3 separate regions of the Homo sapiens genome follow, and all the other regions are linked to region 3. Evidence: read pairs that join two places in POLR2A ChIA-PET (ENCODE). Cell type or tissue: OCI-LY7. All regions are shown on one strand. Each heading gives the region's core, and the rest is flanking DNA. Links, peaks and the distances in the headings are about the cores only. Region 1 has its middle 40 kb from the start of WSCD1. Region 2 has its middle 51 kb from the start of AIPL1. Region 3 has its middle 130 kb from the start of AIPL1.

Evidence for each region. ChIA-PET counts read pairs that join two places held together with the same protein. Peaks named below come from ENCODE experiments on the same cell type or tissue, not always from the same donor. Only the 100,000 strongest peaks of a DNase experiment are listed, where the experiment ranks them.
Region 1: POLR2A ChIA-PET joins it to region 3 with 5 read pairs; 2 of 35 experiments call an interaction of 5 or more read pairs at or near these places.
Region 2: POLR2A ChIA-PET joins it to region 3 with 9 read pairs; 3 of 35 experiments call an interaction of 5 or more read pairs at or near these places.

What each region holds. Positions count from the first base shown.
Region 1 is chr17:6,024,900-6,035,998 of GRCh38, forward strand. No RefSeq gene overlaps it. Among named protein-coding and RNA genes, the nearest start is that of WSCD1, 40 kb to the right of the region's middle. In OCI-LY7, for the core only: no CTCF peak of the experiment used is centred there; no DNase peak of the experiment used is centred there.
Region 2 is chr17:6,378,909-6,390,007 of GRCh38, forward strand. No RefSeq gene overlaps it. Among named protein-coding and RNA genes, the nearest start is that of AIPL1, 51 kb to the right of the region's middle. In OCI-LY7, for the core only: no CTCF peak of the experiment used is centred there; no DNase peak of the experiment used is centred there.
Region 3 is chr17:6,297,360-6,308,458 of GRCh38, forward strand. No RefSeq gene overlaps it. Among named protein-coding and RNA genes, the nearest start is that of AIPL1, 130 kb to the right of the region's middle. In OCI-LY7, for the core only: no CTCF peak of the experiment used is centred there; a DNase peak (open chromatin) is centred at 6,532.

The DNA of each region.
Region 1 (11,099 bases), core at 1,995-9,994, 270 kb before region 3:
AGTCCCAGCTTCAATCCTTCCAAAAAGACCTGTCATGTGTGTGAGTGAGAGACGGGGTAGTTCAAGTACAGACAGTCTGCTCTGAGCAGACACTTTCTGTGAAAGCCTGAAGACTCTGAAGCTCTGGTGAATTGGCCAGGGAGTGGAGAAAGCCGCTTCTGCCAGTCTGCATTTTCTACAGACTTGTTCTTATACCTTATGTTTATTGGGTTCTTACCCAGCCATCTCATAGGAAGAAATCCCTTAGAGGCCATCTGTATTTTACAAGTGAAAGTTTGGAGAGAAAAATGCCACTGTCTGCGGTTGCCCAGGGAGTGCGTGGCCAAGCTGAAGCTGTGTCTCTTCAGTTCTTTCTCTGCTGTAGACCTCAACTCCTCCCAATTTTAGTGGGTATTCATTGTTCCTCTTCCCCTTATTAAAGCTCATCCCTGCATATTAGTGCTTCTGTCCTTACCTAAAAGCAAGGTCAGGAGGTTGAAGGAGGTCATATTCCAGGTCCAGGTCTGTTCTGCCCAGGCACACAGAATCACTGTGGCATGAGTTTTGCAAAAGAGAAAGGATTTATTTGCAAGGGCACCACGTGAGGATGCAGGAGAACATCTCTCACATCCGTCTCCCCACAGGTAAGCCTTGTGGATATTTATGGGCTAGAGAAGTGGAGTGGTCTAAGTGTGGGGAATGGTGATTAGCAGTGGAGGAAAATGAAGTAATAAGTTCATTCTGTGCAAGCGTAGTCAGGGTTCATGGCATTTCATGGGACACAGGTACAGAAAATGATGGTGTTAGCATGATCTGAGGGTGGAGGGTGGAGTTTTTGGCCCTCCGATATAAAAAGACCACCGCTTGGTCACTTGAGCAGGCCCAGTTGAATGGTTGGTGATGTCCACTGGTTCAGGAGCTAGCCCTAGTTCCTGAAAAACAACTAAAGCAATCATTACCATGTGGCCTGCGAATGTTAGCTATAAAGTAGCCAGTGAAGGTTAAGTTGCAGCATTCAGCCCCAAGGCCTTCAGCTACCTTAAGCTTCATGGAAAAAGAGGAAAAATAATAAGAAGCAAGCAACTAAAAGCAAGCAGGCAGGTAGACCTGGTGAAATTAGCCCCTCAGTTTCAATGGCAGCATGGCAAGAGAGCCCTTCAGGGAGTGTCTATGGGCGAAGGTGCTAAATGCATCTCTGTTGACCACCGTCTCTCTCAGGTTCAGTCCTTCAGTGAGGGCCAACTCTTGAGACACCGAGAACCTTCTTACTCCCAGCCTAGAGGAGATTCCAGAAATCTGAGCTCCTCCCAGAGCCAGAAATGGAGGCGAGTTCTGGTGCCTGGAACCCAGCCCTTTTGCATTCTTCTGGGAATAACAAAAGCCTTCTGCCTATGGCCTGGAGCACAGTGGGTTGTTGAAGGGCCATCTCTAAGGCATATGCAGTGCCTGGCCCAGGCTGAGGGATGGAGAGACCGAGCTCCCTCATTCCCTGATGCAGCGTGTCTGTGCATGTGTGGCTGGGGCAGGCTCTGCTGAGCTCCTTCTGAGGGCAGAGCCAGAGAACATCCAATTCTTCCCGGCATCTTCTTGGACTTCTCTGGGCGTGAGCTCCGCTCTAACCACCCTGTCAAGAAAGAGGGCAGGGGAGGTGGCCGAGCTGCTCCCCACCTTCCTGGAGGGAGGTTTTTATCAAAGTTCTGCAGGTCCAGCCAAAGAATACTCTTCCCTGAGCTGTGCCTCTAGGAGCGCCGGGGTCTATGTGGGGACGCTTCTAGGCAGGAGCTGCCCTTATGGGTCTCACCACTCCTCGCACCCTTATCCTCTTTCCTTCCTTTACCCACCAGGATGGTGTCAGTGGTGGTCAGGGTGGAAAGGGAAATCCCTTCTTCACCACGGGTGTCATGCCCTTGACTCCTGACTGACAGGACCTTCTCCAGGTCAGTGACTCATCTGATAACCTTGGGTCAGTCCCAGCCCCCTCCTCGTTCCTGGCTCCACATAGTTCTGTGTTACTCCAGGGGTGGTGCCAAGGCTTCCATAAGGCCACAGGTATGACTGGAGAAGCTTCTGCCTCTGTGAGGACCCTTGTTGGAGGAATAGGTGGCCTGAGGGTCCATGGGTTGGAGCCCAGAGTGGATGTATCTGAGGTCATAGCTTCCAGTCACTTAAAAAAGCCCATTAGATTTAGGACAGTCAACTCCGTGGCCACACAGAGAGTCCTGACTCCAGCAGAAGGACACCTCTCCCATCCGTCTCCCCACAGGTAAGACTTGGGGATATTTTGGGGCTAGAGAAGCGGAGTGGCCTAAAGTGTGGGGAAAGGGGATTAGCTGTGGCGAGAAATGAAGTAATAGGTTCATTCTGTGCAGCGCTCCAACCCTGGCCCCACTGCATCCCAACCCTGGCCATGGGACTAGGACCTGGGAGCCACAGGGTGGCTGTGTTATCAGGAACACCAGGGACTCACCTGCGCTCTCTCCAATCTGCCTGGCCCTGAATATCCCTGCGGACCAAGTCATAGCTATGACTTCCTAGTGTCTGCCTCCCAAGGTGATTTTATTTTATCCTTTAAGCGAAACCTTGTCATGCATTAGAGCCAGGAAATTACACCCTTCGCTGAGCAGCCTCTGGGCTGAAAGGAAGCCAGGCAATGTGATGAGTGAGGCCAAGAGCAGCATTAATGCAGCTGGTCATGAAAGTCACAGGAACGCTGGCAGCTGCCACCCAGACCAATCCCTGGGGGTGCCACGTGTACCCTGGGCCTTAAGGGGACTCTGCGTCAGTCAGAGAGCTGGTCCAGAGAGGGTACGCTCCTCTCATGCCAGTTTCTCAGGTTCCTTGGAGGGGAGACATAGGAGCCCCTGGCAGCAGCAAAGGTGGCTCCTTAAGCTGCACTACCATGGGTGCTGGCCACGTCAGCGACTGCAGCAGCCAGGCAAGCCCTTCCTGATCCACAGGGCACTCACATTTGAGGCTGCCTCTCAGGAGAGCCATGCGGTCCCTGGCTAAGGACATCAGCAAAGAAAGTGCAAATTTCAGTGGTCCATGGTGAGGCATTAATGTGCTAAGGCAGGGACTTGTATCGGATGACTTTGTGGTGGGGAGGTCTTTTCAAGATCCAGGACTTGTCAGTGTACTGTGGAATATATGAGTTATTAAATGATGACTGAGCGAGTGGATATGTGAATGGAGTAGGCATTCTAGAGGCAGGAAGGCTATCCTGGGGGCTGCCTGGGCAGTGTGATGGAGATGACTGGCCCATTCCACAGCCCCTTCTGTCTGATGGCTTTGCGTATAGAATTAAGCTGAAACCATGGAGCCACAGCCACATCAAGACATAAGATGATTCTTTTAGATCCTGCTGAATTCTTTGCGGGATCAAAGGGCTTTCAGCATTGCCTGTGTTCGTCCTGTGCCTACCTATTGCTTCCAAAAGAGGCAGGGAGAGCCAGAGAACCAAAGTCTGGGGGCTGAGTAAGATGAGATCAGGGAGCTCATTTATCCAGCCCCTTCACTGTTCAAGTGGGGAACCAAGGCCAGGAACATGGCAGGAATTTTTCACCCAGCCAAGGAATGTCCAGAGAGGAAGCAGGAAGTAATAGAGAGTCAGGAAACGTACGTGCCTGAGTGTGCGCGCGCGTGTATGTTTTGGCGTTCTGTTGAGAAAGATCCAGCATTTCAAATCACAGTCAGCGTGGGTCAAAGGAGGGGTAGCGAAGCAAAGATATTACAAAATCTTTCTGCGCTCTGCAATTTGCTTCATTTTCTGGATTCCAATTTTAGACATTATTTCATCATAGAAAGCCAGAAGATAAACCCAATAAACTCAAGTCCTCTATTGATTTTTCCTCCTCTTCAGCAGTCGCTGTATTTTGACTACAGCGTGGTGAAACGTTTAGCTAAGGAAACAGAAAAACAAGGAACAACCCCCTCCACTCCCGAGGCAATAAAATCATCATCAATTCACTGAGACGAATAAATTTATTCTCACCAAAGAACAAGTTATTAAGGATCCGCTGCAAGTATCAGTCGGGTAAGAGCCTGACTGACAATTTCATCTCCTAGAATTTAGTGGAAAAGGTTGGAGAAACTAAAACCTTTTCTCCCCCATCTTTCCTTTTCCAGCCTACCCAGAGGTACAAGCACACCTTGGAGATACTGCAGGTTCGGTTCTAGACCACTGCAATTAAGCAACTATTGCAATAAAGAGAGTCAGGCAATTTTTGTTGATTTTATATGGAACCACAAGTATATGCTATGCTGTGTCTGGCTTTTGGTTCAACATTATTTGTGAGACTCATCCATGTTATTGTAAATGTCAGTTGCTTATTTTCATTGTTTTTTAATGTTTCACTGTACAAATAGATTGAAATTGATTAACCATTCTTTCTAATGGAAATTTGAGTTGTTTCCAGTTTTTTGCGCATCACACATCATATTACTGTGAACGTTCTCATAGTGTATGCTACAGATGTAACTGGATGTTTCTGTCAGTCACGTGCCCAGGACTAGAATTGCTGGTTATAGGGTACGTATCTTCTCAATCTGGGGGAGAAACTCTTTTCCAAAGTGATTGTTCAAACTTACATTCCCTCAAGTGGTTCAAGAGAGCTCCAGTTTTCACATCTTTGTCAGCATTTAAAGTCTTTTACTTTAGACAGTCTAGTGGCTCTTATTGTGATTTTATGTGCGTTTCCCTGATTAGCAATACTTTTGAACATATTTTCATAGTTTATTGGCCGTTTAAATATGCTCTTACATAAAGGGCTGTTCAAATATTTTGCCTAGTTTTCTATTATTTTTTCTCTTATGTATCTGTAGCTGTTCTAAGCATATTTTATATTAGTCATTTGTCAGTTGTATGTGTGGAGAATATCTTTTTGCACATTGGTTTGCCTTTTTACCCTCTTAATGATGTCATTTGACAAATAATGTTCTTAATGTTAATGTAGTCCAATTTATCAATCATTTCTTTTAAGTTAAGTGTCTTTGTGTCCTGGTTGAGAACCCTTTGTTTACCCCAAGGTTATAAAGACAGTTTCCTTTGTTGTCCCCTAGAAGCTTTTCTGTTTTACCTTTCATATTTAAATCTATAATCCAGCTTGAATTAATTCTGTGTATTGTGTGAGGTAAGGTACAGATCAACATTCATTTTTACCATATGGATATTCAGTCATTGCCCTATCAGTAGTTAATGAGAAGACTGTCCTTTTCCCACTGTTGGGCAGTGCCATCTTTGCCATTAACCAATCACGTGTGTACACACATACACACATATATGTGAGTCATTTTGTGAGTTCTTTATTTGTGCCTTGTGCAAATACAATACTATCTTAATTACTGTAGCTTTCTAAAAAATTAATTAATTAATTAATTTGACATCAGACAGTGATTGTCTTGGATGTTTTCAGCCATTTTCTTTTTTTTTTTTTTTTTTTTTTTTTTGAGACGGAGTCTCGCTCTGTCGCCCAGGCTGGAGTGCAGTGGCGCAATCTCGGCTCACTGCAAGCTCCGCCTCCCGGGTTCACGCCATTCTCCTGCCTCAGCCTCCCAAGTAGCTGGGACTACAGGCGCCCGCCACTACGCCCGGCTAATTTTTTGTATTTTTAGTAGAGACGGGGTTTCACCGTTTTAGCCGGGATGGTCTCGATCTCCTGACCTCGTGATCCGCCCGCCTCGGCCTCCCAAAGTGCTGGGATTACAGGCGTGAGCCACCGCGCCCGGCCAGCCATTTTCATTTTATATAAATTTTAGAATGATCAGTTTCTACATACAGCACCTTCTGGAATTTTAATTAATATTACATCAAATCTATAGATTAATTTGGGGAGAATTGATGTTTTTGTAATATGGAGTCTTCTAGTCCATAAACAGAGCTCATTTATTTAGGGATTCTTTAATTTAACTCCATGTCTTACAGTTTTCTAGGTAGAGGTCTCACAAATATTCTATTAGCTTTATTTCTAAGTATTTGAATTTTTTGCTATTATAAGTGTTATACTTCAAAAAAATTTTTTGTTTGTTGCTACTTTGTAGAAACATAATTTATTTTTATATATTGATCTTGTATTAAGTGACCTGACTGAATTCACAATTTACTCTATTAGTTTATCTGTAGACTCTTTTAAATTTTCTATATATGCAATCATGTCACTGGTGAAAAATGAAAAATCATGTCATTGGTGACAAATGATAGTTCAGTATTTTTCTCTCTAATCCTATACAGTATTTTCTTGTTGCACTAACTAGGATCTCTCTAATGTAATGCTGGATAGAATTTGTGATAGCAAAGTATCTCCAAACTCTACGGGACACTTAATATTTTGCTATTAAGTATAATAATATTCCTGTAGGTTTTTTAAACTAACAAAATTCCTGAATATTCTTAATTTTCTATAAGTTTTTCATCATAAATGAATATTAAATTTTTAGGGCTGGGTGTGCTGACTCATGCCTGTAATTCCAGCACTTTGGGAGGATGAAGCAGGTGGTTCACTTGAGGCTAGTTTGAGACCAGCCTGGCCAACATGGTGAAACCTCGTTTCTACTAAAAATACAAAAATTAGCCAGGTGTGGTGGCGCTTGCCTGTAATCGCAGCTACTCCAGACGCTGAGGCACGAGAATCACTTGAACCCAGGAGGCAGAGGTTGCAGTGAGCCGAGATTGCGCCACTGCACTCCAGCCTGGGTGACAGAGTGAGACTCTGTCTCAAAATAAATAAATAAATAAATAGATAAATAAATAAAATAAATTTATATATGCATTTTTGCATTTATTGAGATGATTACATAACTTTTCTCCTGTATTTCATTAACATGGCATTTCGAATCCAGGCTTTAATTGTTTAAAGCTTGTTCTATTTCTGGCTAGCCATTACTCTTTCAAGGTGACCCTTCAGGCGTCCTCACCAAAAGCCTGGGATATGATGAAGCCTCCTCCTCTTTAGTGGAACCTGAATTCCAAATTTTGTCCCTCCAAGTGTATGAGACCATTCGCTATTCTAGAAAATGCATCTGCCTTTATGTTTTTGTACCTGTAATTTACCTCCTTAGGATAAACTCCCAGATGTGAGATTTGCTGACTCCACGTATGACTTGGGAAAGTTTACATTTCTCTCACCTGCCCTTTAGAAGAGCCCTTTCTGATGAGCCACATGCGAGATTCCTGCACATTTCACCACAAGGACTCCAGAGAACCCGGCATCCATGGCTAAAGGGCAAGGTTTTCAGCTTTAGGGAAATACTAAGGGACTAGGCGCAGGGTCACAGGATGAGCAAGCCACAGCAAGGGTCCGGCTAATACAAGGTTATACACCAACAGAATACAGACTGTCCCCTTCTTCCTTCCATGACCAGCTCATGAAATTCTAGCTGAAATACTGAAAACAGAATAAATTCATTCACAAAGCCATCAGTTGTTAAGTTCAGTTTTGCTGTTTCCAACGGGGCAATTTTTTTCTAACTGCATCAGCTTATTTAGTTTTCAGATGGCTACTTGGACACAGACATTTAAACTTGTGTTGATGAATAATTTAAAAGGAAAATCCAGCACGGCTAGCAGTAATCAGCTCCTCATCAGCTTTCCTAATCATGGGTCCTCCCTTCTCGTGCCCTTCCCAAATTCAAGAGAGGTCACCTATGTTTGGACTCAGTAAATGATGGAAATCTGAAACTCTCAGGGATTTGCCTGTTAAGGCCAAAGGGAGACTTAGGTAATAATTTATCCTAATGACCTTTCATTAGAATCCCTGAGGCCGGGCGCGGTGGCTCACACCTGTAATCCCAACAGTTTGGGAGGTTGAGGCAGGCTAATCACAAGGTCAGGAGTTCAAGACCAGCCTAGCCAATATGGTGAAACCCTGTCTCTACTAAAGATATAAAAAAAATTAGCCAGATGTGGTGGTGCATGCCTGTAATCCCAGCTACTCAGGAGGCTGAGGCAGGAGAATTGCTTGAACCCGGGAGGTGGAGGTTGCAGTGAGCCGAGATAGCACCACTGCACTCCAGTCTGGGCAACAAAGGGAGACTCCTCTCAAAAATAATTAATTAATTAATTAATTAAAAATAAATAAATAAAAATAAAAAAATAAAATTCCTGAGAGCACAGGAAAAAGCGCTGGGATCTCATTCCAGGTTAGGCATCGTTTTTGTGACAGGGTTAAGAGCTGGGGAAATGCCTAACTGTCAGTGAAGCGGGGATTTCAAGCCTGGCCAGCTTGATATTGACTCTGAAGAAGATGGTGATCTCCCTGGCTGCCAAAAGGTGTCAAGTTAGTCCAGCTGGGCGTGACGGGGTGTTTTGATAGAGCTCAGGTAATAGCCATCTAGGAGATTGGGTGGGTGATGGAAACAGGACTCTAGTTGTAGACTCCAGCCCCAGGGGAAACAGATGACAGAGAACAGACCTGAAGCCCAGAGTGGACTCTTCAAGCCACGTACAGGCACTGGGGACCAGGCAGTCACTGGGCTGTGGGGCAAGATGGTACTGACTCTCGGGAGGCACCCGGACCCAGGAGGTAGCAGCTCTGGGAATCTAAGTCAGAGCAAGATGAGCCTCTCTTGACCTCCTGCCTCAGGACTCATACAAGGGCCAGAGCAGAACTGAACCTGCAGGTGGGGGATGGGATGGGGGTGGCCTAAGTGGAGAGGAAAAGCCAGGTGGCTCCTGGGTGGGGCTGCCAACCTTGATGGGGGTCTGGAAATCAGATTCCAGAGGCTATTCGGATGTTCAGATACTTGTGTGAAGGCAGCCCTTGCTCAGGTGGCCTTCTTGAGTTCCACTTGAAAGACAGGGAGATGTGGTTTAATGAAACCATACTGGTTGGAGTCATACAGACTAGGTTTGATTATTGAGTTCAGGACTATTCAACAAAAATGTTCTGAATACCTACATGAACCAGTGGCAGGGAAAGACATAGAATATGTAATTACAAAAGAGGCAAATGCTACAAAGTGGGAGCATGTTGGGAAGTAGGGGGATAAGAAAGGCTCCCACAAGCAAAGAGACTGTGGCGTGTGTGTGTGTGTGTGTGTGTGTGTGTGTGTGTGTGTGTGTGTGTATGGTGGTGGTGGTTGTGGTGGTGGTGGTGGTAGTGGAGGGAATTGGGATATCTCAAGCAGCAAGTACAACATGAAGGAGGTTCTGAAGGCCAGACAGCAGCCCACAAGTGAAGAAAATGGTCCTGTACATCTGGAGAGAAGAAAGACTGGGACGTGAGTGGTCTAGGAAGAGGCCAGAGAGGTGGGCAAGAGCAGGATCCCTGCAGGCCTCAGAAGCCTTGTGAAGCATTTTGGTCCTGATGGATTGGGCCGTGGGGTACCACTAAAGTGTTGTATGCAGGACAGTCTCATGATCAGACCTGGGTTTTAGAATCTTGCTATGCAAAGTGTGGACTAGCAGAGTGGCCATCACTTGCGAGTTTGTTGGAAATGCTGACTTTCCATCCTGTATTAGTCTGTTTTCACACTGCTGATAAAGACACACCTGAGACTGGGAAGAAAAAGAGGTTTAATTGGACCTACAGTTCCACATGGCTGGGGAGGCCTCAGAATCATGCCGGGAGGTGAAAGGCACCTCTTACGTGGCGGTGACAAGAGAAAAAATGAGGAAGAAGCAAAAGCAGAAACCCTGATAAACCCATCAGATCTCGTGACACTTATTAACTATCACGAGAATAGCATGGGAAAGACCAGTCTCCATGATTCAAAGACCTCCCCCTTGGTCCCTCCCACAACACGTGGGAATTCTGGGAGATAGAATTCAAGTTGGATGAGGCCACAGCTAAACCATTTCACATCCTCACCCTGGACCTGCATTTTAAGAGGATCTGCATGACTCGGATGCACCTCCAAGTTTGAAGAGCCCTGCTCTCCCAAGTTCTCATCAGTTGTTCTTAGAGGTTGGATGGGAGGGAGCCACAGGTGAGCATGGTGGTGTAGTCAGGAAGCTGCTCTCATGGTTCAGGAGAGAAATATGGAGACTTATACCAAGCCTGTGTCAGGAGGGATGATGTCCCCCTAGGGCAGATCAGAACACATCACACCCCTGCTCATATCCCTCCACTTCTGCCTCTCAAACATCCCATTTCTTGAAATGGAACTCCCATCTCAAATGGAACACTTGCCTAGCAGAGTTCTGCACTGCCTCTCATGTCTGTCTCCTTCTCCAGCCCCCTACCACTGTGGCTCAGAGTCCCTCTCCAATCTCCCCCAGGCAGTGACAGCCATCTTCCAATTGGCCACTGTGGCCAGAGCGGCCCATCAAAGCACAGCATTGACTCAGGAGCTCCCCAGCTCAGGGCCCCTGGTGGCTCCTACCTCTCCTTCATGATCAAGTCCATGCCTCTCACCTGGCCCTCAGCGCCTTTCACAGGTGGGGCCATCCTTCGGTTACATCTGCATCTCCCACTGCACCTGAGTGGATCCTGGCCCTCAAGTCAATGTAACCATCCTCTACTCCAGGAATATGGGTGCTTTCCCCCACTCCCACCTCACGCGAGCCTTCTGGAATGCCCCTGTGCCACCTCGGCCCTACTCTCCATCTCTTTACATGAAAAGATGACATTTGTTATTGCATTTTCTGGTTACTAAAATATTGTGAGCATATTGCCACTGTTAGGAAGACATTGAAAAGTATAGGAAGACAGTGAAGCTCTGCTGAAAGCCCATCTTGCAGAGACAGTCCCTGTGTAGAATTTGCTGTGGCTATTTCTCAGCCACATGCTCTGAAAATCCACTGCTGACAGCAGCCTCCAGCAGAGCTGGGAAAAATCAGGCCCCAGACAGGACACCAGGGTCGCTGTTTTGTGCCTCCTACAGATGTACGGGGCACCACATTACCTGCTCACAAAAGGTGTCTAACACACTGTAAGAAAGTGTATGCACCTCAGGGCTCTGAAAAAGGCAGCTCTATCTCAGTAGAGCAGTGTTGGGATTGTTAATGGCTGGAGAGGTGGCAGGTGGTGCAGAAGGCTGGGCTCAGGGCGCTTGTGGTGTGTGTGTCAGCCCCTGACTTCTCCCACCCTGCAGCTCCAGGCCCCACCATCCCCACTCTGTAGGTTCTCTTCTCTCTGCCCCAACTCTGGCAGCAAGCCAGGCAGCATGCCTTTAGTTCTGTCCAA
Region 2 (11,099 bases), core at 1,305-9,304, 81 kb after region 3:
GGCTTGGTTTTGTATTATTAGAGCAGGTCTGTTTCAGTTTTGCCCTTCATCTGAGAGCAAATCCCTAGTCCTGGGACACAATCTTCACTCCTCCAGTGTAGCCCTCCTGAGACCCTAATGGAAGGCCCAAGGGCCCATGAAGCCTCTCTCAGATGGCAGAGCCACGATGGCTTTGCTCACATGTCTGGCAGTTGGTCAGGCTGTCAGCCAGGGCTCCTCAGTTAACCTCCTGTAGACTAGACCAGCTTCCTTGCATGGTGGTCTCAAGACAGTATTCCAAGAGGGTGAAGACAGAAGCTTCAAGGCATCTTAAGGCCTAACCTTGAAAATCATACAATATCCCTTGTGATGGTTAATTTTATGTGTCAACTTGACTGGGCTACAGGATGCCCAGACATTTTGACCAAACATTATTCCGGGTGTGTTTGTGAGGGTATTTTTGGATGATATCAACATTTGGATTGATAGACTGAATAAAGCAGATTGCTCTCTCCAATGTGGATGGGCTCATAAAATCAGTTGAAGGACTGAATAGAACAAAAAGTGTGACCCTCCCACAAGTAAGAGGGAATACCTCCTGCCTGACTACCTTTGAGCTGAGACATTGCCTTTTTCCTGTCTTCAGACTTGAACAGAAACATGACAGACTCGTCCTTCACCTCAGGCCTTTGGATACCTGCGTCTCCAGCTTGCCAACTGTGAGTCTTGGGACTTGTCAGTCTCTGTAATTGCATAAACCAACTATATACATACACACACACACACACACACACACACATATAAATATATGTATGTATGTATGTATGTATATAGAGAATATATATAATTAATTATATTACCCAATTAATATTAATTATATATATCACATACACACATATACAGATACTCCTTAACTTACAATGAAGCTACATCCTGATAAACTCATTGTAAGTAGAAAATATCATACCCCTATAAACCCATTGCAATGTCAAAAAATTGAAAGTCAAGCCATCATTAAGTCCAGATGCTCCTTGACTCACAATGGGGTTATATCCCGTCATAAAGTCAAACCATCATAAATAGAATACCATCCCTCTGTGTCTGTGTATGTCTATGTGTGTGTGTCTGTGTGTGTGTGTCCATCATAAATAAGGGAACATCAGCGTGTGTGTGTGTCTGTCTGTCATAAATAGGGGACCATCTGCGTGTGTGTGTGTCCATCATAAATAGGGGACTATCCGTGTGTGTGTGTGTGTGTGTGTGTGTGTGTGTGTGTGTGTGTAGTCTTCTGTTGGTTCTGTTTCTCTGGAGAATCCTGACTAATGCATCCCTTCTGCCATAATCTGTTATTCACTAGTCACAAAATAGACTTTATCTCTGAATGAAAGGAGTTAAAAAGTCACATTGCAAAGGGATGTGCATACAGGGCAAACAGGATTTTGTGGCCATCAAACAATCTACCATAGCACCCTGATACAGTTTGGATATGTGCCCCCGCCCAAATCTCATGTTGAATTGTAATCCCCAGTATTGGAGGTGGGGCTTGGTGGAAGGTAATTGCATCACGGGAGTGGAGCAAAGATGGTCCTCTTGCTCTCTCTCTCTCTTGCTCCTGCTCTGGTCATGTGATATGCCTGCTCCCTCTTCACACTCTGGCATGATGGTAAGTTTCCTGAGGCCTCTCCAGAAGCTGAGCAGATACCAGCATCATGCTTCCTGTACAGCCTGCAGAGCCATGAACAAGCCTCTTTATAAATTACCCACTCTCAGTTCTTTCTTTCTTTCTTTGTTTCCTTTTTTTTTTTTTTTTTTTTTTTTGAGATGGAGTTTCACTCTGTCACCCAGGCTGGAGTGCACGGTGCGATCTCAGCTCACTGCAACCTCCGTCTCCCCAGATTCAAGCGATTCTCCTGCCTCAGCTTCCCGAGTAGCTGGGATTACAGGCACCTGCTACTGCCCCTGGCTAATTTTTGCATTATTATTAGAGACGGGGTTTCACAATCTTGGCCAGGCTGGTCTTGAACTCCTGACCTCATGATCCACCCGCCTCAGCCTCCCAAAGTGCTGTGATTACACTCGGCCTCTCAGGTATTTCTTTACAGCAATGCAAGAATGAATGAATACATACCCTTTATTATCCTTAAAATGAAAACATGGAAAATAGAGCTAACCTAAATGTAAATGCTTAAAAACATAAAAGCATTCACTAACCATAATATAAAAGAGGTATGGAAGGTAAATCATTTATAATAAAACAATATGTATTTCAATATGTAAATGCTTCGGCATAATCGCACTAGAAGACATCATGAAGTAATCAGCCTCTTATATTTATATGCAGAGTGACACACACAGCGTGACACAGGAATGTTATCCTGGTGACTCATATTATGAACATCATTATCTTCAGTAATGATCTCCAAAATGGTGAAGAGCTATTGGTAATGTTCAGAACAAAACAAAATATAAAATTCCCTTGATTTATACCACAGCTGTATTCCTCCACTATTCAGTATGGGTTAAAAACGGTGCCAAAAAGTTCTTATGCTCTAGTTTCAGATAAGCATGAACAAGAATACACCAACAAGAATATCTGGCTGGACATTTGAAATCCAGCAGGACAAGGGATAATTTGTTGAGAACATTTCAGGAAACCAGGCACCCCACCATCTTTGGTTTAACCAAAGCCACACTCTAAAGTTTGAGTTGTTCCCTAGGGGGCCATACCACCAGTTGAGAATCATCAGATGGGGGGCTGTTATAACAGAGATATAGACCTATGTAGATATATAATGCATGATCACTTCCCCCCAGTGCATCAGCAGAGAAAAAGCACCACCCAAGAGAACCACCAGTGAGGTTCCAGAGAGAAAAGGAAGTACAACAGAGGAGGCGCTCAGGAGAAGACTAATGAAAGAAGCAGATAGAGTTCCCAGCAGACACACGACGTGAATGGCCCAGTGTTTCTGACTCACATCAGAATAACGCAAGACTCAGTCTTATGGCCCCTCAGGGAGAGGGCAGGCCAGGCAACCCACCCTACCGAGGGCTTGCAGATCCAGTCCTTGAGGGCATGAGGATAGGAAGCTGGCAGTTCCCTGCCCAACTCCAAGATTTTGGAGCTAACTTGGGGGAAATTGCTTCTGTTGGACTTTAAAGATGAACAAATTTAGTGCCTTTGTGGAGAGATTCTGGGCCAAGGAATACCACAAGATTTAGTATTTTAAAGCTGCACCCGCCACCGCGAGTTTTACATGAGGAAGGAGGGAAGGTCACAGCTCGATGTGATGGCTGTGCATGACGTGATCGGGTCTCCAGAGGCAAAGGGATTCAGCCGAGGGCCTGTCTGTGTGTGCATGTGGTATGTGCAGTTAGAGTGTGATCTATGGGTTGCCGAGCCATTTCTGTTAATTAAACACTTCAATATAATTTTGAGGTAAGAGCCCTTGGCCTGTATTTCAGACAGTCCCTGGAGGACTGGGGAAGTGGGAGAATATGCCATCTGGCAAAGCACCATGAAATTGAATCACCTGGGGGAATTCAAAGAAAACTGCACTAACCATGGAGGGATAGATAGATGGACAAATCAACCCACAGGCTCTCTATTCACTTTATCAAAGATCAAGGGTAGGAGTAGGTTTCCTTTTCCCCCACCAATGGCCAACCCGCCCATCCAGCCTCCGGCCACATTGGGATCCCCCAGAAGCCACCAGGCCCTGCTCCCTGCAGCCGCAAAGCACAGACAATGGCAGCCTTCCCTCTTGTGCCCCCTGCTCACCCCGGAGCCAGGCTCCTCTGACTTCCCCTCCAAATCCAACCCTCTTATTCCTCAGATCGTGCGTACGTAGGGCCACGAAAGTGCACGTTAACTCAAGGCCAGGCATCTTTGGAAGGAAATCAATACATAATTATGTGTTCTGTCTGCCACATGGCCCAGAGCCAGGCTGATTGGGAATTAGAGAAAGTGAAAACAGAGTGGTCAAGGCCAGCCCAGCATCTAGATATGCCCTGTCAGGGTGGAAGAAGCGGAGGCCGAGGACCCACCACCAGGCCTCCGTGTGGATCTCACAGCCTTTTCCACTTGAAGCATCGCATCCTGGGACCAGTTCAAGCAGGCAGACTCAGGGGCACTGGCTCCTTTGCTTTTCTGATTCCTTGCTGCATCCACAGGGGGCTGGACTCTGCAGCAGCCTCCTCACCTGCCTCCCTGTCTCCCTTCTATCCCCCTCTAATCTACCCAGCTTGAGCACCAGCAACCCAGATGATCTTCCTAAGGTGCAAATACAACCACGTCATTTGTCTGCATAAAGGCATTCTCAGGTAGCAGCATGGGGTTGACAGCATCTAATATGAAGTTAGAAAGACCCAGGTTTGAGTATTGCCTGAGGCACTGAAAGACGCTGATCAAGCCATTGTATCCCTCTGTAACATGGAGGAAATAAGAGTATCAACTTTACAGAGTTGCTTGTGAGGATTCTAGAAAATGATATGGGCCAAACCTGGCACACCGTAGGCACCATGTAAGTAATAGCCATCATCATTATCATCATCATCAACATCATTATCATCATCATCAACATCATTATCATCATCATCAACATCATTATCATCATCTTTTTTTTATGGCTTTCTCCCTGGAGATAATGTCTTCGTCCTCTCCAGGCCTCCTTCCACACATTTTCATTACAACACTTAGGATTTGGAAGCTTCCGTCCTCTTTCCTCCACTTGTAGGAGGATCCAGGCTTCACAGGCAGAGGACCTGGGGGCAAGTCATGTCCCAGTGGATGAAGCCATGTTCTTCTGGGGCTTCCCTGTGATGATGGCATATGCCTGTGAGATGGAGGAGCCTCAGCTGCAGCTGGCCCACAACTCAGGCCGTGCAAAAACCTGAGCTCAGTCCGGGGTTTGCCTTTGGACCTGGACCTTTGTCTTGGGCCAGGGCCAGAGCTCATTCCGGAAATAGGGTCAGAACTCAGCCCACCCCTAGGATCAGCCCTCAGCCTATAGCCAGAATCTGGGCTCACACTGGGGCCACAGTGGAGACTCAGTTCAAGGGCAGACAGCAGAGTTTCTTGATGTGAAGTTTAAAGATTTCCATGAACATAACCCATGGCTGAAGCATTGTGGGCATCCAGCTCTCAGCATGCTGTGGCTGAAATGCATCATTCCCCTTCATGATGTGAAGGCACCTTCCTGCCCACATGCAACATGAATGTAGACATTTTTAAGAACAAAAAGACTGACGTTAGCAATTTGTCTTCTGCAAACAGCAGATCTGCCAAAACCACTCTGCCACTTGATGCCAAAAAGACACCCGCTACAGCCATATCTTTGTGTCTTGTGATACCAGACAGGCAGAAAAAAAAGCAAAAATAAATGTCCCTTGAATATTTCCAAAGATCCAGGTTTGGGCCCTCTGTCTCTAGCACCCCTACCCTGGCCAGAAGGGGAGACCCTGGGACAGAGGACCACAGTGGGTGTTTCTCATGGCTGTGGCACAGATACTGGGAGGCAGGCACCGAGAGCAGAAGGAGTGAGTCAAGCATGGATCAGAGAGCAGAGGAGAGCAGCCCAAGGATCCAGGGGTTGGAATGGGCCTGGAGAGGAGGTGGCAGGAAGGGAGTCAGCAGCGGCGGCCAGGGCTTCTGCTTCAGTGGCAACCAGTGCCCCATGCACTTTGCCAGGGACAAGAACCAGGACAGAAGGAGCAGTGGACAGAGCCCGGAGGGAAGCTGGTCCCCTCTTCCTCCGGGCAAGGGATGTGCAGGGGCTGCATCAGCCCTCCCCACTCCATGGCTCCAGATGCCCCTTCCTCCCTCCACATCCCACATCCTCTCCTCTGTGGGGAAAGCAGCCCTGCCTAGAGGCAGCCTTCTCCACTTCTCTCTCCAAGCCTTGATTTCTCCTGCACTCTGTAGACTCGAGTCTCTGTTTCACCCCCAATTCTTTTACTGAGATGGTTCCAGAAGGCAAATTCCTCCACAGCATTAAAAAATAATTTATAGAAATAATGTTCCTTTAATAAAAGCCACATAGAGTTATACAATTTTTATAGTGCACGACCGAACAAGAAAGGTCTGAACTCTTGTATAAAAATGAATCTGTCCCGCTCCCATGCTCAGAATGATACCACCTCCTTGGGCTAACATAATATATTGGCTTGGAAAGTTTAACTTTCAGTGTCATTGGGCCGAGCTGGCCACTCATTCTGCTCCAAAGAGCTCCTCCAAAGACAAACTCTTCCAGTGTGGCTCATAAATATGAGGGCAGGAAAAACAAACTTGCTTCTGCTTCTCTCTCTCTCTCTCTCTCTCTCTCTGTCTATATATATATATATATATATATATATATATATATATATATGTATAATATAGGCAGTTAGTGGCTAAATTGTATTGTAATTGATTGCAAAATTGCTTTTTTAATGAGATTTAGACACGAGGAAATAGCTTTTTTTTCTGTAACATACCCAAAGTGAACTTGGTCACTTTGACAACAAATTGTCTCTGTGGCTTTTTCCTAGTCATGTATAATTTGGATATTAGTCATGTATAAATTGGATATTAGAGAAGAGGATTATGGGCTGCCTTGGAAAGAGACAGCTCAAGCCAGCAGTTCATCCCCACTCCCAGCAGGGTCGGTGACCTGGCAGCCCCTTCTTCCCAGAATGCTCCAGAACACTTTCATCCCCCTTCCTGTTCCACCCAAGGCTGCACTGTCAGAGCACCACCTCTTTTTTTTTTTTTTTTTTTTTTTTGAGACAGGGTCTCACTCTGTTGCCCAGGCTGGAGTGCAATGGCATGATCTCAGCTCACTACAACCTCTGCCTCCTGAGTTCAAGCAATTCTCCTGCCTTAGCCTCCTGAGTAGCTGGGATTACAGGCACGCGCCATCATACCTGGCTAATTTTTGTATTTTTAGTAGAGACAGGGTTTCACCAAGTTGGTCAGGCTGGTTTCAAACTCCTGACCTAGTAATCCACCCGCCTAGGCCTCCCAAAGTGCTGGGATCACAGGCGTGAGCCACCGCGCCCGGCCCAGAGCACCACCTTCTGCAGTCCAGGATGCTCCTCCATCTCAGTCCACCTTACTATGTGCCTCTACCCTGGAGGGAAATAAGAGATCCCCTTAGAACATGTGCCAGAGGGACCCACTCAGCTGGCAGGACCCAGTCAGAACCTCAAGCGCTTCAGAATCTAGTAAGGGAAGTCTGCATATCTTGTTGCTGAAGACACAGGTACCGTTTGTGCCCTCCTAGATCCCCTTCAAAGCCAGTGCTGTGAATATTGGATGCTAATGGCTCACAGCACCCCCTTCTCCAGAGCAGCCTGTTTTTGTAAATAAAGTTTTATTGGAACACAGCCACGCCCGTTCATTTAATTGTCTGTGACTGAGTTCGCAGTACAATGGTAGAGTCGAGTCATTGCAACAGAAACCATATGGCCCACAAAGCATAACATATACACTACCTGGCCCTTAACAGAAGAAGTTTGCTCTAGAGAATGAGCTTCTGCCAATGCACCTGCGCGTAAAAGTCATGCTGCCCACAGCCCACTGCATGACTAACTCAGGGATCTGAAAAGCCCACCTGCTTGTCTCAAGGTGAGACCAGCTGTGCACTGTGGTTCACACTCCAGAGCGCCCCACAGGGTCAGGCTGAGGTTAGAGCCAGCTGAGAGCCCCTGTCTGCCTGGCTCCTGCCCCTGCCCTCTCTCATCATCCTTGTTTCCCTTCTTCTCTGAGGACTTCCACGATAAATTACATGCCCCAGAACGCCCGTCCTGGGTTGTTTCTAAGGATCCTGACTTGTAAAAACTAAGTCACTAGAACTTTTTTTTCCCCACAACCTCTTGCATAGAAACCCAGGTTTTCAAACAGATGGAACGGAGTGGTGGGGAACCCCGGTTACTCAGTGTCGCCTTCCTCTTCAGCAGCCCCTGGAACGCCTCCTCAGAATTCCAAGAGCCTCAAAACACCATTGGTAAACTGTTGCCTGGGGTGTGTGCTCTCCCACCCTGGCTGGGAAACTTCCCTGACTTCCTATTCCTAGAGATCACTCTCTCACCCAGAACCCGAAGCATGGCCTGGCCCCCAGGCACTTGTCCCCATCTGCTGGCTCTCATGGTGGCTTGTGCCTGGCCTTCCTTTTTTTTTTTTTTTTTTTTTTTTTAAGATGGAGACTCGCTCTGTCACCCAGGCTGCAGTGCAGCCCTGCGATCCGGCTCACTGCAACCTCCGCCTCCCAGGTTCAAGCGATTCTCCTGCCTCAGTCTCCCGAGTAACTGGGATTACAGGCATGCACCACCACGCTCAGCTAATTTTTTGTATTTTTGGTAGAGACAGGGTTTCACCGTATTAGTCAGGATGGTCTTGATGTCCTGACCTCATGATCCACCCACCTCGGCCTCCCAAAGTGCTAGGATTACAGGCATGAGCCACCATGCCTGGCCCCTGCCTGGCCTTCTCTCTCTGCCACAATGTGAACTCCTCTGTGACCCATTCATCTTCTTCTCACCCAGAAAACTCACCATTCATTCATTCAATGTAACAGTTCTGGTTGGCACACCACAACATGCCCTATGCTTGGCACTGGGACTCCAGAGATGAATAAGTCAGGATTCCTACCCCAACGAGTTCACAGGGTGAGAGAGAGGAGGAAGAAACAGGCACGCCAATGGACAAGGAGGCCAGGCAGTCAGAAAGTCAGAAGAGCCTTTGCAGAAGAAGGAACATTTGTACTGGGCTTTGAAGGATGAGTAGGAGTTCACAGGGAGTGAAGCCAAGGAGCTCAGCACTCTCTGCTTGCATCGGGTGTTCTTCAATGCTTGTGGGGTGAATCCACAGTGAGGTGACCATGGTGGGACCAGGCCACAGCCAGAGGGAGCCTGGCCAAGTCTGGGACTGAGTCTTCATTCCTTGCTCACCTCTCTGGGTGACTTCGGGTAAGTTCAGAGGGGCCAGGACCCAACCACAGGGCCAGATACACCTTCCCGGGAAGTGTTGCTTCATCCGAGACTTAAAGGACAAGGACACATAAAGCAAAAAAAGAGGCAGGAAATGGACATTCTAAGAGGAAAGAACAGTCGGTATCAAGTCCTGCAGGGAGGAGTGGAGAGCAAGAGTTGTGACAGTCACAAGCAACCGAGGGGATTCACACGAGGGTGGAGCAGAGTGAGAAGGGGGATGTGGGAGAGAAGGGCGGAGTCCCTGGGTCCCTGAGCCAGAGGAGGAAGCTCCATCATCTCTGTTGGGAAGGTCTTTAAAGCGGACGTAACATGAGCAGGTGTGCATCTAGAAATGACATTGCTCTGGTTTCTAGAAAGAGAAGAGATTTAGGGAAGCCATTGATGGCCTCCAGTGAGAACAGGCAGAAAGGTTTGCAGCAAGTCCAGACAGGAAGCAATGACAGCCGGGACAAGGTGGACAGAAATGGGCAGATCCAAGAGCAATTTGGGAGGTAAAATGGATGGGACAGGAGCTAAAATGGACAGGATGCGGTTGGATATGGCAGATGAAAAGGAAGGGGTCAGGGTGTATCTTCCTTGGGTCTCTGGAGGATCACTAGCATCGCTGACTAAGGCAGAGTCAGTGGTGCCTCCCAGGGCCTCAGTTTTCCCTTCTGTACACCGAGAGGCTGGCGCAATGCTCTCCCAGGGCCCCTCCGGCACAGGCATCCTGATGAGCAATTCATCACGGTGCCAAGCACTTCAGAGGCGGAGGTCACGTAATCCTCACAGCAATCCCAGAAGTCAGATCTGTTATTATGACCATTTCGGAGGACTCGGGCTCAGAAAAATGAAGAAATTTGCCCAAGATCCCCCAGCTAGTAAGTGGGAGGCTGAAACCTGGGTCATGTGAATCCAGAGTACATGTCCTCACCCTCCTCGCCACAGCATCCTGCGTTCTGTTCCAGATCTCAGGAGATGCTGCTGTTCACCTTTCTTGTCCCTGGGTTGCTATGTAACCCTTGTTTCTCCATCTGCCCTTATCCTTTCAAGGACTCTCCCCACAACAGTTGAGGCAAGTAAAGTTTGTATCTGCCACTTGAAGTCCCTGACGTTCCTGTTCCAATGACCTTAGGGAATCAGCTCTGCAGAGATTCTAACGTAGACTCATCAAGAAATCTAGAAACCACCACCAGCACCAATTCAACAGTACAGAGCACCTGCATATCTCCATACTGGCTTGTGTATCAGTTAGGGTGATACCAGTGACTGCTGAATAAGGATGCACACTTTAAGGTTTTAGTGCAGTAGAAGATTATCTCTCATTCAGCATGGGTGTTCCTAGGTGGTGGACAACTTCTCTCCACATAAAGATTCAGAGATCCAGGTTCCTTCCATACAATGTCTCCACCATCCTCTAGGAAAGGGCTTGGTAACTTTTTTTTTTTTTTTTTTTGAGATGGAGTCTCGCTCTGTTGCCCAGACTGGAATACAGTGGCGTGATCTCAGCTCGCTGCAAGCTCCGCCTCCGGGGTTCACACCATTCTCCTGCCTCAGCCTCCGGAGTAGCTGGGATTATAGGCGCCCGCCACCACGCCCGGCTAATTTTTTGTATTTTTACTAGAGACAGGGTTTCACCATGTTAGCCAGGATGGTCTCTATCTCCTGACCTCATGATCCACCCGCCTTGGCCTCCCAAAGTGCTAGGATTACAGGCGTGAGCCACCGTGCCCAGACTTTTTTTTTTTTTTTTTTTTTGAAATGGAGTTTCGTTCTTGTTGCCCAGGCTGGAGTGTAATGGTGCAGTCTTGGCTCCCTGCAACCTCCTCCTCCTGGGTTCAAGCAATTCTCCTGCCTCAGCCTCCCAAGTAGCTGGGATTACAGGCATGCGCCACCACACCCAGCTAAATAGTTTTGTATTTTTAGTAGACCCAGGGTTTCACCATATCAGCCCAGCTGGTCTTGAACTCCTGACCTCAGGTGATCTGCCCGCCTCAGCATCCCAAAGTGCTGGGATTACAGGCGTGAGCCACCGAGCCCGGCCAAGGCAAACTCTTTTGTAAAGGTCCAGATAGTAAATATTTTAGGCTTTGTGGGCCAGATCACATCTGTCACAACTACTCAACTCTGCTCTTGCAGGGCCAAAGCAGCCAGATTATACGTTAAACGAATGG
Region 3 (11,099 bases), core at 1,651-9,650:
CTCCAAGAGCAGCTTCAGTAGGATATTGACTCCCACTAGTCACCCCCATCCTTCTCAAAGGCCCCTGTAGCAGATAATATGACACATCACCAGGGCCCCCTGCAGAAATGAAGGACACATCTCCAGCTGCTGGAAGTGCTGCAGGCAGAGAGCCCTCACCTGGCATCCTCTTCCAGGGTTTGCTCAGCTGAGGAGGGTCCCTCACCCAAGATCATGCCCTCTTTCTGGGGAAGCCCACATCCAATGGCTGATCAACCCAGGGGTAAAAAGACCCAGCCTTCTAGCCTCACCTTGAGACAGCTGTCAAGGGTCATCCTAGCAGCAGAACTCTCTGTGGGGATGGCTGAGGCCACCACTGAAGATTGCGTTCCAGCTCAACTTCTCCCTCTGTCCAGTACCACCTCCTCGCCCTCCCTTCCATAGGCATTGGCCCCCAAAATATACCCTAAAAAACATCTTGCATGCCCACTGTCTGCTTCCTGGAGAACCCACCCTGAGACAATCCTTCACAGGCATTGCAGAAGCTGCCCCCCAAAGCAAAACAGGGGAGCCACCTGATGGAACCTGCCTGAGCTCAACTCCTAGCCCCCTTGAAGCTGAGGAATGAGCACTAAATTGGAGGCAGCTGGTTCTGCCTCCCCTGGCTCACCAGCTGGGAGACCCAGGTGCCAACACCTCCCCTGGTCATCAGAACTTTGTCTTTCCAACACATCAGCACCCCCTCCCAGCCTCCCTCCCAGGGATCTTGCCAGGAGCAGATGAGGAAAAGCCTGTGAAAACACCCTACAGGCTGCAAAAGGCTGCGCCAATGGGAGAGGCTGTTTGAATGAATTAGCACCAACTCCGCCGCCAAGCAGTTCCCGCCTCCCTCCTCTTCTACCAGTTTCTGTGCCTATCATATTGCCAGGGCCCTGCATGCCTATTTTTTCCCACAAAACACCAGCTGCCTGGTGAAGTCTAATGCCTGACTATTGGGGAGAAGTGCCCATGATTCTCAAGTGCAGAAGCAGGTTGCTTTGAGCTTCACTTGTGAATTAATGCTGAGGCTCAGCTGGCATGGAGCAGACCCTAGCCCACCCACTTGTCCCCCACACACAATGACCACCGACTAGCTACCTGTCATTCGTGAGAGACTCTGGGCAACAGCTTATCAGATGGAGGCGTGGCCATGATCAGATGGGGACCCAAGCTTGGATTCTCTTGTCTGGTGCTCTAAAAGCTCAGTCTATGGGTGCTGCCTCAGTTTCCTATAGCTGCTATAACAATTAACCATATACCTGGTGGCTTAAAACAACAGAAACTGAGTCTCTCACAGGTCTAGAGCTAGAAGACTGAAATCAAGGTGTCAGCAGGGCCACACTCCCTTTGGAGCCTCTGGAGAATGACCCAGCCCTTGCTTCTTCTAGGACTGGCTGCCCTAGCATTCCTGGGCATGTGGCTGCACCGCTTCAATTCCCGCCTCCATCCTCATGCCACCTTCCCCTCTGTGTTTCTGTATCAAACCTCCCTCTGCATTCCTTTTTATCAGGATACCTACGGTGGCATCTATTGTCTTCAGGATGATCTAGAATAAATTTCCCCTCTGAAGATTCTTAATTTTATCACAACTTTTGCCATGTAAAGTAAGACTCATAGGTTCTAGGCATAAGGACAAGGAGATATCTTTTGGGGGGCACCACTCACCCCAATACAGGTGCTCCTGGCATATCCTGGAGGACTGGAAGGAAAACCAGGCAGGTTCTCCATTAAAGAAGTCCCTGGTCTGGCCTCTGTTCTGAAATTTGTGAAGATTAGGGACCCACAGACACCATGGCCACATCCTCATTGTGGCTGCTCAGATCCATCAGCACCGTGGTGTAATCAGAGTGTGGCCAACATCATCGCGCTTTGGCAGGCTAGCCTGAGAACCACCCTTGGGATTTTACATTGTTTCAAAGAAGCTGTACCCTTTGGGGTTATACCCAGGTAGGGTGAGCAATATAGCAATTTTTCTGAGGCTTTGCTAGTGTTCGCACTGGAAGTCCGTATCCCAGGAAACTCCTCAGTCCTAGGCAAACAGGGATGATTGGTCATTCCACACCCAGGTAAGCGCAGGAGCCAGCCGTCTACATGAGTCATCCAGGTGGATTTTCAAAGCCTCCTCTATCATTTGGGCTGGCTTCCCCATCAGCCTCAGGCACCAGCCCTGGCAGACACCCAAACTGAGCAGAAGACATGTGTTGGCCATTCCTCAGGGTCTCCTCTCTTCGCTCTCAATCAGTTCTCACGCCCTCTTAGCTCCCTGTCCATGAAGCTCCATGCCTTAGTTTTCATCCTTGCTCCTCCCCACTCCACCCCCAACCCTGGATTTGATGATTTCCCTGATTCTGTCTATTAGTTGTCTAGGCCTGATGTTAAAAAGTACCAGAAACTGGGAGGCTTAAACAATGGAAAGGGATTGTCTCACAGTTTTGGAGGCTAGAAGTCTGAGACCAAGGTGTCGGCATTGCCATGCTCCCTCTGGAACCAGTAGGGGAGTCCTTTTCATATGGCTTGGCTCTATGTCCCCACCCAAATCCCATTGAATTGTAATCCCCATTGTTGGAGGTGGGGCCTGGTGAGAGGTGACTGGATACTGGGGGTGGTTTCTAATGTTCAGCACCATCCCCCTAGTGCTGTCTCACGAGAGACCTCTCATGTGATAGACCTCCTGATAGACCATGTGACAGATATCTCATGCGATCTGGTTGTTTAGAAGTGTATAGCACCTCCTGCTTTGCTCACACCGTCTCTCTTTCTTCTGTGGCCATGTAAAGATATGCCTGCTTCCACTTCACCTTCCGCCATGACTGTAAGTTTCCTGAGGCCTCCCCAGCCATGCCTCTTGCACAGCCTGTGGAACCATGGGCCAATTAAACCTCTTTTCTTTATAAATTACCCTGTCTCGGGTAGTTCCTTACAGTGATGTGAGAATGGGTTAACGCACCTTTCTTGCCTCTCTCTAGCTTCTCATGGTTTACTGAAATTCTTTGGTGTGTAGACGCTTCAGTTTTATTTCTGCCTTCATCTCCACGGAATTCTCCCTATGTCCAGATTTCCACTTTTTATAAAAACACCAATTCCCCATGGATGATGAGGGAGGACTGAATATGTATAATCATGTTGCTAACTGTATGACTTCTTCATCACACTCTAAGATCCATGAATGCAAAGACCATGCCTGTCTTATTCACCACTCTATCCTTAAGAAATAAATAGAAGTCAGTCTTCTTATATCTGTTTAAATCCTTCTGGGAATGAAGAGCTCACTAACTCCTCAAAAAGCCCATCAATTTATGCTCAACTCTGAAAATGAAGAAGGCAACCCCAATTTCATTTTTCTAAGCTGCTTCAGTTTTGTGCCATAATCCCATGCTTTCATCTGTATGCATTTGGTAACACCAGACACCACCAGATCACCCCATGTGATCGGAAAATAATCAAGGACACACCCCATTTTCTCCAAGCTCTTTGACCTTCCAAAATATCTTCACCTTCTATCCTCACATGCAACCCCAACCCAGCCCATCTGTAAAGAGAATGCACAGAGTAAAACTTAAGACTAAATTAAACCCCATTAGTTTTCAGAGAAATGCAAATGAAAAAAAATGGTTCCACTTCCTAACCTCCGAATTTAAGAAGACTGATAACATGTAGTGCTGGCAAGGGCAGGGAGAAAGAGACACTCACAAACTCTGTTGGTGGAACTGTAAATTATCCCAACCATTTTAGAGAGTAATCTAGCAAAATTTATTAAAGTTAAAGATGTTAAGTCCTTTTGACCCAGGAGCAATGCTGCTTCTGGGATCCATCCAACTGAAATAAAAGTACCAGTTCAAAAGATGTATGGGCAAGGGTGTTTATTGTAGAATTGTTTATAATAAAAAAGAAAATCTTATATTCTGTGGAATACTACACAGCTTTTACAAAGAATGAAGCAGATCTATATCTATTCACTTGGAAAGATATATACAAAATATTGAGTGGGGGAAACAATACGGAGAAAAATATGTATATGTTTCTGCTTTTTAAAAAAAAATAGTAATAATAAATGGAGCCACATCAGTCTGGCCACATCTGGAGGAAGGAGTAAGGCAGGGCTGGGGCCTCAGTGCATCAACACCACAAACGGCTTTGAGGTGCATGGATGACTACCCCCTGGCTGCTATGTGTGGGCAGGTCATCATGAGCTCAGCCCCGACCTGTTCATGGCAGCCCTCATGCCTCTCACCCTCCAGTCAGGGCAGATCCCATGAGGGATCTGGGGAAGAACTAATCCCAGCTGACCAAACTTAAGTCTCGCCGCCACACAAGAGCACCCCCAAGCAGGCACAGAAGTCTTATTGCAGGACAGGCTCTCTTCTTTTTCTCCACACTGAGGGGTCCAGCCACCATGAAGGCCATTCAGACTCCACTGAAATGGCCACTGGGCACCATCTTGAATAAAAGTCCACTGTGGCAGACAACAGCAGTCCTTTCCCACAAACCTACCTACCTCAGACAATTCCACACAAATATACTCTCACATATACAGAGAGAGAGAGAGAGATCAACACCAAAAACCTGAGCAAACCAGTCATCAGCCATAAGCAGACCAAATGAGGTGAATTGACAGCATTTCTTTAGCAAACTGTGCAGAGAGCCTGAGGCCAGGGTGAAAAGTTTTGAAGCTTAAGAAATTAACAAGCAAGTGCAATTTCCAGCCTAATGGAGTGTAAGGCACAATCAACACCTTTGTGAAAGGGAATATGGTGGGCACTTCCAGATCTTTCCACCCAGCCCAGAGCCTTTGTTACGACTAAAGATAAAGATTTCCCGCCACTGGTGCTCCTCCTAACAATGCCACATAATCCCAGCTCTGCCTCACTGACCCACATCTGTGCAGAATGGGAGAGAAGAGTTCCAGTTCGTAGCTTCTAAGTCTTTATTCAGAGTCAGTCTAGTCTCCTACTATTTAAATTTTGGAGTTCAGTGGTAAAGTTCACAATTTAAAAAATAGAGACATCATAGTAAAAGCTGAGGAAAGAACGTCCCCAAACTATTAGCAGTTGTTGCTTTTGGGAAATAGTATGGGGAGATAAGGGATTTTGCTTTTTATTCTGTGTCAGTTGAATATTTATAATGAGCAGATATTACTTTTGTAATTTAAAAATTTATATAACTAATGTTCCTTAGATATAATGATTTGGTTTGTTTCTGTTTGGCTATATCTTGATATCAGAAGTTTAGAGGATCACAAACTGTCAAAATAAGGAGGGAACATAAAAGCTCATTTGGAATCACCTACTCAAGTTTAAAAAGAGCTCAGAGATGGGGAAGTGGGGAGGAGTCATTTCGCCCAATTCATGGCAAGTTACTGTCAGAGCTAAGGCTAAATGCCCTGGTCTCCTGATGCCCAGGCATTGCTCTTTCCCTGCATGCTGCAGACCCCAGCTGCAGATTTGACTGACAGCCTCCTCTCTCTCCACACTCAAGGATGGACAAGTACTGGTTCCAGCATGCATCATCCCTAAAGCCAGTGATGGCTCAGAACTTGATCTGCATCTCAACCACCTGTGGCTTCTAGCTGCCGCTCAGGACTCCTGCTATTATCCAAACACAGCCCATCTTCACTAAGACAGGGGTGATAATTACACGAGCTGGTTATTGTCACCCTCTCATCAGCTCTTCACCAAGATACAGACAAGATGTGGAATGTGAAAGGAGACACCTTGGCAACCACTGCAGCTGGGTCTGCAGATTGCCAGCCCCACTGTGACATGGCTAGTGTCTTCAGTCTCTTCTCTCATCCCTCCTTGTTTTGCATCCAACATTTCAGACATAGGGAATGACTAATAGAACAAACACTCATCCCACAGCACTATCACAGTGCTTTTCCCCTGGGATTTTAAAAAGAGTGCAAGTACCTGCATTTTTCCATCCTCCCAGGTGGTCTTGATGTGCACTTCATGGAGAGGCCCTTCTTCATTTTTATGTACTTTAGAATCCTCTATTTGCCAGAAATATCTGACCTTCATCACACTTGGTCCCAGGGCAGAGTCTTGCCTGCAATTGGCAATTGCAAATTGTTTTTCAGGTGAACGTTTGTTGGAATGAATTGCTTCAAGGTGGCTGGCTTGAGAAGGTGTTGGGGGGCTCTCACTTCCTTTTGGCATCCTCTATAATCTTAGGTGAGAAAGACCCTGCTCTTCTATGGATATGGAGGTGGGAGATTGGTGTTGGCAGAAGGAACAAAGCACACATTGATTCAACTAAGTCAGTCAAGCCAACAGTCAATTCCAATTGTGAGCAGCTGACCCTACAAAAGGATGGAAGGCAAGAAGTTCAAGTCGCTTGACATTTCCCTGATAATGTCCAATTGGCCACATTCCAAAAGCCAGGCCACTCTGATCAGATGCTCCCACTTGTCTGGGCTTCCAGAATGACTCTGCCTAGTAAACCTTCAGTCAAAGTTGATAGTGAGTGGAAATCTGGCCCTCTTTGACTTTTCAGCACCCGGGACAGCACCCAGCACCTAGTCCCTGCTTGGTGCTGTTTGTTGACATATCCCAGAGATGAGGGTGGAGGGTTTAAGCATTAATACCTTTCAGCAATGGAAGAGCAACGCTTGGCTGCCCTAACTGCACCCGATGGGCCATCAAACTTGTCCAGACCCCCGAAAACCAAGGTCAGGAATTGTGGAAGGAGATTCCTTTAAAATCACAGCTGGACTCAGATACTTACATAGGCCAGGGTACTGTGTAGGTGAGGCGGTATTAATCAAAGCAGCCTCAAGGCACCACCAGTCAACTCCCTCCAGATAGGGTATATTCTCAATATAGATCAGCACAAAACAAATAGATACAGACAGACTTGTGCTATGCTGTCCCCACCGCCTCCAGTCACAGAAGAGGACAATTTTAAATCAACAAAATGTTCACACTTATCTACTTTATTATCCTTTTAGCGACACAAATAACATATGCTAAAATCAAACAATCGAGTGTAGAAAGAAAAAGTGAATATCCTTCCCTACCCCAATAAGACTTCCACAACCACCACCATCATCCCTCAGGCATGTATCCTTTCACATATTTCTCTATGCTCACAGGGAAACATAGAGACTCACACACACACACACACACACACACGTGTTCTGGTTTTCTTCTCCTCTAAAAATACATAGGCATAAGTTGTTCTTTTTAACAATTGCATATTATACCATACAGGTAAACCATATATTATTAAAACATTCTCTTATTCATAGTTGTATTCATAGGTGTTTCAGTCAGGATTCTCCAGAGAAACAGAATCAATAGAATGTGTGTGTGTGTGTGTGTGTGTGTGTGTGTGTGTGTGTGTGTGTATATATATATAATATAGAAAGAGAGAGAGACAGAGAGAGATACATACATACACATATGTATGTGTGTGTGTGTGTATATATATATATATAGAGAGAGAGAGAGAGAGAGAGAAAATATTTTTGAGGAGTTGGCTCACATGATTGTAGATACTTGATAAGCTGCAAATCTTCAGGGTACACAGAGAGCCTGGAGTTCTGGTCCAAAGGCACTACTGTGCTGGAAGAGCTGCAGTTCTGGTCCAAAGGCACTATGGTACTATTGTGCTGGAAGAATTCACTCTTATTCCAGCATAGTGCTTTCTATTCTTAACAGAAAAAGGTCGCTCTTTTTCTATTAAGGTCTTCACCTGATTGGATAAGGCCCACCCACATTATGGAGGGTAGTCGATCTGCTTTACTCCATGTCTACTGATTTAAGTGTTAATACCTTTTCAGGAACACATGCAATAGTATTTGATCAAATATATGGGCACCATGTCCTAGTGAAGTTGACACATAAAATTAGCCTTCACAATAGGCATTCAAACATTTACCAAATTGTCACTCAATGACACATTCCAAGCTGGTAGATTTTTGTCCACATACTTTTCTTTCATCCCTACAGTATCCTGTGAGGTAGATAGAATTACCCTGTTTCACACATGATGAACTGAGGCTCCAAATTCAGGTTTGTCTAATTACAAGTTTGAGTTCTGACTCACTCTCCCACCAGCTCTGTGAGCTTGAGCTGTTTGCTTAACCTTTTGCTGTCAGCTTCCCACATATAAAATGAGCTTAATAACACATCTACCTCTAGGGTTGCTAGGAGGATTCGATGAGATAATGCAGGTAAAGGGGCTCACACTGCACAAAGCTTGGTAGACTATAAATGTTCCATAAAGACCACATATTATTTCTACTATTGTTCTGGCGAAGGAGGCCTGGACCCCACTTGGACAAAGCCCAGGAGCAGTCCCGCAACACGTGGATGTAACAGGTGCATAAACTATTTACAAACCACACCCGTCACCCGCGAGCTGGGGAGGCTCCTTAATTAAGAAGCAGCCCATCCTGCCACCTGGCAGTGTGTTTCCATTTCCTGGCCTGAGCTTCAGTGTTTCCACAGTTGGCACTTTGCAGAGGAGATCTGAGAAACATTAGCACTCTCTGAAGCCCACGCTCCAGACCCACTGGGGAGCCCACCTCTCCATCTGTCCAATCATGCACCAAACAACCACGAGGCAGGAGTCACTGAGAGATGTATTTAGAATGTGCTTTCGATTACTGAGGTGGAGGCCACTGAGTTCCACGCTGGGCAAGTTTCCTGGTGAACATCTCCTCTCGGCTGGGCCCCCAGGCCATTGCTGAGACACAGTTCAGAGTTTTGATGGCACTGTTCACCTGGTGGCTACTGTGAATCCCCTCTCTCTCTGTGGCTGGACTCACCCCAGGAACACAGGATGCTGAGAAGCCACTGCCATCTGTTCATACCTGCTGTTTCAAGCCACCTAGGGCTAGGGGATGATTTACATGGAGAAAAAGCCTGGGACATCAGACAGGACAGACTGCTCTGCCCCCTCACACACACACAGGCCACCCCCATTTAGACATGTGAACTGCAGTCACCATTTGCTCCAAAGTGTGAATTGCTGGGACCCAAGGCACCCATTTCTCAGCTTCTGAGCTAGAGACAAGGGATGTGAGATGTGAAAGTTGATGGGTTCAGGCGGGACTGATTAGCCCTCATGCCCACCTCTCTTGCCTTGTTCTGTGTAAAAAGGTTCCACGTTAATAGAAGGGAGAAGAGTTGGAGGGAAAGAAGTGAATCTGACACAGCATAGCTAAGTCATCTACTGCCCTGCTTACAGGACAGGAAGAGGGAGCGAAAAGAAATAGGTGAGTTCCCTCTGAAATTGAGGTGGGGAGGTGGGATTTGAAAAAATCGGAGACCTATATGCTGTTTGCTGGCTGGAGTTTTGAAGTTGGAAACCCACAGATGTTTCTTTCACACCCAGACCCTGGGAGTATGGATGGATCAGTGAGGTATATGTCTACGCCTGAGAGGGAGCCGAAGAGGAAACGGAGGATGAACCCAAACATCTCGGCATCCCCAAGTCAGGAACTCAGAGGGTAGCTGTGATGGTGAATGGTAGATGTCAACTTGACTGGATTGAAGGATGCCTAGGTAGCTGGTAAAGTGTTGTTTCTGGGTGTGTCTGTGAGAGTGTTGCCAGAGGAGATGACACATGAGTCAGTGGACTGGAAGAGGAAGGCCCACCCTCAATGTGGGTGGGCACTATGCAATCGGCGGCCAGCGTGGCTAGAACAAAGCAGGCAGAAGAAGGGGGATAAGCAGCTTGCTTGCTGAGTCTGCTTGCTCTCTGCTGTATCTCTTCCCATGCTGTGCTGGATACTTGCTTCCTCTCCTCCTGCCCCTGGACATCAGACTCCAGATCCTTTGGTCTTTAGATTCTGGAACGTGCACCAGCAGCATCCCAGGGGTCTTGGGACTTCAGACTCAGACTGGGGGCTGCACTGTGGGCTTCTCTGGTTTTTGGACTTGGACTGAGCCTCGCTACTGGCTTTTCTTTCCCCAGCTTGCAGACAGACTATCGTGGGACTTCGCCTTGTAATCACATGAACCAATTCTCCTACTGGTTCTGTCTCTCTGGAGAACCCTGACCAATACAGTAGGTGACAGTGGGGGACTCATGGGGTGTAAAGATGTGACTATCAGAGAAATGCAAAGTGCCAAAGATAGCAGGCAGCCAACGGTTCAGGGTATTGCCAACACTGGGGCACTGAGAAAGAGCTCAAGACTGACCTGGGACTCACAGCTGTGGTGAGCCCCCAGAGCAGGCAGGACAAAGAACACACAACCCCATGTTCCACCATAAAGCCAGTTGCATCAGCAGGCCTTGGTTCATTTGTCCATGGGGCTGAAGGGGAACAGAGGGCTATGACCAAGCTAACAACTCCAAATATACCTCCCCTTTCCCCAATAAATGGATAGGCTAAGAAAACTTGAACTGGAAGAAAAAAAGCCACCTGCACTTCATCAACTAGGTGCTTGGAGTGAAAAAAATAAAATCAGTTCTGGAATCCCAGAACATCTCATTTTCCCCACAACCAGCTCTACAACCATTGAAATTCTATACGCATTTCATAGACAAATGCCAATAAGCACATGACTCCTTGTGATAAGGAGATTTTTTCTTCATGTAGCATTGAGAGCAAAACTTTACATATGGCTAGGAAAGGCAGGAGCCTATTTTAGAATTCTTGAAATGAAGATGGGACTATCATGCTGAGATTTTCTGTATTGGAAGGAGGGGTGTTGCCTATAGGAAACCCCTAGCTCACATCATATCTTGTCAGGGAAGGATTTATTTCCCCTGAAAACCTTCTGTTGTATCCTAGCCTGGGTTCCTCCCAGAAGCTTATTTGAAGATAAGGATTTGAGAACAGGAGGTCTGTTTGGGAGATGATCTAGAAAGTGTTCTAGAGAATGGGAAAGTGAGTCAGGGAAGGGACAGAAGCCCATACTTCCCCCAAGTGACTTCATGAGCAGGTGACCACCTGGGAAGCTGAGATGTAGCTATGTAGCACCCCCTCCCATAACTACTACCAGGGTTAGGAAGCTGGGTTCTTTTTTGTTTGTTTTTGTTTTTTGTTTATTTGTTTTTTTCTGTTGTGTTTTGTTTTGTTTTGTTTTTTTTTTTGAGATGGAGTCTCACTCTGCCAGGCTGGAGTGTAG